Linked DNA regions of Homo sapiens: region 2 is linked to region 1. The links are chromatin loops, found by intact Hi-C in ENCODE. Cell type or tissue: body of pancreas. All regions are shown on one strand. Each heading gives the region's core, and the rest is flanking DNA. Links, peaks and the distances in the headings are about the cores only.

The links. Hi-C counts contacts between places; a loop is a spot of excess contacts. Peaks named below come from ENCODE experiments on the same cell type or tissue, not always from the same donor. Only the 100,000 strongest peaks of a DNase experiment are listed, where the experiment ranks them.
Region 2: a loop joins it to region 1, with 2.2 times the contacts of the local background. A loop is called at or near these places in 97 of 110 quality-filtered maps.

Annotation. Positions count from the first base shown.
Region 1 is chr4:87,453,386-87,456,189 of GRCh38, reverse strand. NUDT9 (nudix hydrolase 9) reads right to left here. Exons shown (of 8, transcript NM_024047.5): 7 at 1,735-1,819. Among named protein-coding and RNA genes, the nearest start is that of SCPPPQ1, 16 kb to the left of the region's middle. In body of pancreas, for the core only: no CTCF peak of the experiment used is centred there; no DNase peak of the experiment used is centred there.
Region 2 is chr4:87,381,148-87,383,951 of GRCh38, reverse strand. HSD17B11 (hydroxysteroid 17-beta dehydrogenase 11) reads left to right here. Exons shown (of 7, transcript NM_016245.5): 2 at 1,590-1,697. Among named protein-coding and RNA genes, the nearest start is that of HSD17B11, 8.6 kb to the left of the region's middle. In body of pancreas, for the core only: no CTCF peak of the experiment used is centred there; a DNase peak (open chromatin) is centred at 1,621.

The sequences.
Region 1 (2,804 bases), core at 148-2,647:
ATAAAAGGGGAAGACAGCTGAAAGAAGGGCATGCTTCAGACCTCATTTAATAAGTCTCCAGGGAAACCCAAAACTAGAGGAAATTTTAGCCTCTGACACATACAATGACAGCAAACAAAAAACACAGCCTAACTCCTAGCCAGATAAACATAAAACCTCACGCTAAAGAACTATTTGCCTTAGTTCCCTTACAAGTTATATCATGGTCAATTTTCAAAAAAGCACTACAGCCAGGCGCAGTGGCTCATGACTGTAATCCCAGCACTTTGGGAGGCCAAGGTGGGTGGATTACCTGAAGTAAGGAGTTTGAGACCAGCCTGGCCAACATGGTGAAACCCCATCTCTACTAAAAATACAAAAATTAGCCAGGCATGGTGGTGCATGCCTGTAGTACCAGCTACTTGAGAGTCTGAGGCAGGAGAATCGCCTGAACCCGAGAGGCAGAGGTTGCAGTGAGCCATTATCATGCCACTGCACTCCAGCGTGGGTGACAGAGCAAGACTCCATCTCGGGGTTAAAAAAAAAAAAAAAGAAAAAAGAAAAAAAAGCACTAAAAGCACGCTAAAAGGCAAAAAACATAGCCTAAAGAAACAAAGCAAATATTAAAACCGAACTCAAATATGGCAGAGATTTTGGAATTATCAAAACAAAATTTTTTAAGTTTAAAGAGAGAAAAAGATAGGGTAAAAACAGTGAACAATCCATAAACTCTATAATCAACTTCTGGAGGATCAGTCATTGTTTTTAACTCCAAAACTTTAAAGTAGTTAACAAATTTATCAGTACTAAAGTTGTACAGACCTGCTTCTAATTTACATCTGCATATTTCTTCTAAGTTTTCATACTAGGATAAACTCTTCTAATACACCTTAGTGGAAATACAGGAATAGAAAATGGTCCCAGGAGTTTCCTCCAAGTTCAACAAGCAAAAGCACAGGATATGGAAATGACAGATCTAGTTCTAGCCCATTTTGTAAGTGAAAAAACTGAGTCCAAGAGGACAAATGATTTGTACAAGGTTACACAGCTCAGAAAGAACTATGAGTGGAACATTCATTTCATTTCTCTAGCATGGTGCCCCCACTTTTATGCTACAAATAAAAACAAATCAAATTTAGCAATAAAATATGTTTCAAGGGAGCCATTCAATGTGTACATTAAGACCAAATTAATTTTTAAGACAGCAGATTTTTCCTTTCTCCTTCTGTAATAACAGGTTTGACCCTCCTCATAAAATTTTAAATTCCATACACCAGAAACAGCATTCATTTAAAATTTTTTCAGTACTTGGAATTTTTTGTTATTGCTTTGTGTATTAACAATCCAAGATTATTATAAAAATATTTGAAATAGTAAGATATAAATCCCATTTCCTTTATCATTGCCATACTTCCTACCCAAATCCCAGTTGCTTTTGTTTTGCAAAAAAAGGGAACTATACTCAATAAATAATCTGACATCTTTAAAGCATATCATTTTAGCCCATAATTTCATCCTTAATTTCAAATGTTACCAATGGATTAAAGAAAATTTAGTCACTGGTGATAAAAGTTTTGAAGATTTCTTCTATGTATTCCTTTAATACCAACAATTTTGCTTTCATATAACTACAGTCCTACAATCAACAGTTAATTGGTTTAAGATGCTAAATAGTCCAGATTTAATCATGCCTTAGTGGGCTAATGGCTTAAATTGATCCTTTAATCCCAGCCAGTTTAATAAATATAAAGTTACCTGTTTCGTCATGGTAGTTCACAGCTTCTGTCTCCATCCATGCATTATCAGTGTTTCGAGGATCATCAACATATCCCTTATATATCTATTTTCAAAAGAAGACAAATTTTTTAAAAGTCCAAGGTGTAGTGAGTACAGCAGAGCATGTTACCTTCACTAGCATCAGAAATGTAAATATCCTGTTGCCCAACAACATGAACATACTTAATGCTACTGAGCTGTACCTTCAACAGTTTAGATGGTAAATTTGACATTATGTGTTTCTATCAAAATTTTTTTAAAGAAATGTAAATAGCCGGGCGCGGTGGCTCACGCCTGTAATCGCAGCACTTTGGGAGGCTGAGGCGGGTGGATCACCTGAGGTCAGGAGTTCGAGACCAGCCTGACCAACAAGGTGAAACCCTGTCTCTACTAAAAATACAAAAAAAATTAGCCATGCATGGTGGTAGGTGCCTGTAGTCCCGGCTACTCGGGAGGCTAAGACAGGAGAAATTACTTGAACCCAGGAGGTGGAGGTAGCAGTGAGCCAAGATCGCGCCACTGCACTCCAGCCTGGGCAACACAGCGAGACTCTGTCTCAAAAAAAAAAAAAAAGAAAGAAAGAAAGAAAAAAAGAAAGAAATGTAAATATCATAAAACTTTTAATGTAGTACTTCATGTGCTTGTTTCAAATTTCCCAAAGAACAATATTCTCTTTTGAGGCAGCTTTAAAAATCATGAAACCCTCAGGCCAGGCGTGGTGGCTCATGCCTGTAATACCAGCACTTTGGGAGGCGGAGGTGGGCGGATCATGAGGTCAAGAGATCAAGACCATCCTGGCCAACATGGTGAAACCTCGTCTCTACTAAAAACACAAAAATTAGCTGGGCATGGTGGAGAACACCTGTAGTCCCAGCTACTCAGGAGGCTGAGGCAGGAGAATCGCATGAACCCGTGAGGCAGAGGTTGCAGTGAGCCGAGATCGCATCACTGCACTCCAGCCTGGTGACAGAGCCAGACACTGTCTCAAAACAAATAAATAAATCATGAAACCCTCAACACTTCAAACTCTAATTTCAGAATCTGAGAAC
Region 2 (2,804 bases), core at 239-2,738, 72 kb after region 1:
GTCCTCCTAGGGTCTGCCCATTAGTGCATTAGTTGACAATTATTAGGTTGATGCAAAAGTAATTGCAGTTTTTGTCATTAAACTAATGGCAAAAACAGCAATTACTTTTCCAACAACCTAATACTTGGCCTGCAGAATGCACAATACTAGATCTTCATCCAAAATATCTTTTGAGACATTCTCTTAAAAGTTAAAAAAAAAAAAAGGCAAAAATTGGCCAAAAGCAAACAAGCAAAGATAACAACAACAACAAAAAACCCCAATGGTATGATCCTAAACTTAAGTTGACTCAAAATTGGCGCCCCAAATTGGACTCATAACCCCTTTTCCTCAAATCTGCTGTCATCTCTGTCTGACATGTGGCAGCGTGATCTTGCCAGCTACCAAAACTAGAAAGCAAAGATGTCAGATGTGGCTCCTTCCCATCCTTCCTCATCTACTCACCAAGTCTTACTGATTTTACCTTCTAAACATATATTTTAAAGGATATTCTTTCCTCTACATTTTTTCTACTAATGCCACATTTCAAGTTTGTGTCATCTATTACCTGAATCACTGTAACTGCCTCTCAGTTTTTTTCTTCCTCCAGTGTTGACCCCTAAAATCCACCCTCCATACATCAGCCAAAATAATCAATACGACACATAAACCTGACACTATAATTTAATCAGTGGCTCCTCATTCATTTTTTGATAAATCTTAATATGACATGTGGGACCTTAATCTGAACTTCTTCTGGCCTTGACCTTTATGATCCATCCAACAACACTAATCCTACTAGTGGTTTCCACAAGACCAATCTCCTATCTGTCATTGCCCACACCCTGCCTGATGTGTCCTTTCACCCTGGGGAAAGCAAGTGAAAGGGCATGGCAAACCACTGCTGGAATTGTATTGTGTGCCCCTCTGTGTTCCCGTAACTCCCTGTATAGAACTCTGCTGTGATACTCATCACAATGTATTAGGTTGAAACTGCCAATATTCAATCTTTTATTATCAAAACAATAACAGTATTACGTGGTCCTACTTAACTATGATACTTATGTTTCTTTCTACTACACAGAGAACTTCTTGGGGTCGGGACTCTACCTCATTCATATTTGTGTCAAGGTTTTTCTAAGCTCAGTGAATATGACCTTCACATTAAAATGCTGAAAGAACAAATGGTTTAATGAACTGTGGTTAACTCATTATTTCTTTTGCAGACAGTAAACTGACATCCATGAATAGTTTTTAATGACATGGAAAAAAGTTTAATGTTACATTTTTTAAAGCCTGATATGGAATACACAGAGATACCAACATTCACAAAGTATTCAAAGTTCATAAATATAAAAACTAGTATTTTAAGATTTTTATCTTCTTTTAAGAAGCTTGCTTTAAATTCAGCTCCAAATAAAAGAAGCTAGTCAAAATACTAAAAGCAAAATGTGCCTATATACCTGCCAAAAATGTGTTGTTAACAATCTTGCCCAATTCAAATGGAAAGAATCTCACTACTTTTTAAAAATTATTTTTAATTATTTTCAGCTGTCGATATAATATGTTCATATCAATTATTACCTTGCCCTCTTTTTTGCTTTTTCTAGCATGGACTGGAGGAAACAGCTGCCAAATGCAAGGGACTGGGTGCCAAGGTTCATACCTTTGTGGTAGACTGCAGCAACCGAGAAGATATTTACAGCTCTGCAAAGAAGGTGAAATGTTGTGTTTAGTTAGAATCATATCATGTTAGAGCTAGGAGGTGTTTTGGAGATGACCCAGTCTGTACATGATATAGATGAAGTACCTGAGAAATGTTGTTATTTGACCAAGGTTATAGAACTAGCTCATAGCAAACCCAAAACTAGAACCGAGAACTGAACCTCTCAAATATTAGTATGTTCTGGAATTTTCCAGGGAGTTGTTAAAAATGTATATATATACTCTTGGGCTCCACTTCCAGAGATTTTCTTTCAGTAGGTTGAAGGCAGGGCCTCAAATACATCCACCCTGCCTCCCATGCGCCTTCATCTCACCCATGATGCTCATATAGGTAACTATGCCTGGATGACACTTGCAGAATTGCTGACAGGGTCTTCTGAAGCCCATTCATAGAATTGGGTTAGAAAGTTACAATAAAGCTATTCTTTATCAGGTTTTTATTGTAGATAGATCTATTTCTTTTCTTTTCTCTTTTTTTTTTTTTTTTGAGATGGGGGGTCTCACTCTGTTACCCAGGTTGGAGTGCAGTGGCATGATCTCGATTCATTGCAACCTCCACCTCCCAGAATCAAGCAATCCTCCCACCTCAGCCTCCCAAGTAGCTGGGACCACAGGTGTGTGCCACCACGCCAGCTAATTTTTTGTATTTTTGGTAGAAAACGGGGTCTCACCATGTTGCCCAGGCTGATCTCGAACTCCTGAGCTCAGGGGATCCACCCACCTCAGCCTCCCAAAGTCCTGGGATTATAGGCATGAGCCACGCTCCCAGCAGATCTATTTCTATAAAGCATTATTTGCCTCTTCTAGATACAATTGAGATGTGCTGTATATAATGGGGTTTCACTCTGAACGCATTCTCGCTTGTACCTGTTAACTAAATACCTTAATGGCAGCAAGGTCATCAGAATTACCTGGGCAGATTCCTTAAAATACACATTCCTGGACCTTACCCCTGGATATTCTAATTCAGTGCAGTATAAAAAGTGTGATTCAGCAAGACTTGAGAACCTCTTTGTTTATGGAATTTTTGGTTTGAGTTCTTTTTTTTTTTTTTTTTTTTTGAAATGGAGTCTCACTCTGTCGCCCAGGCTGGAGTGCAG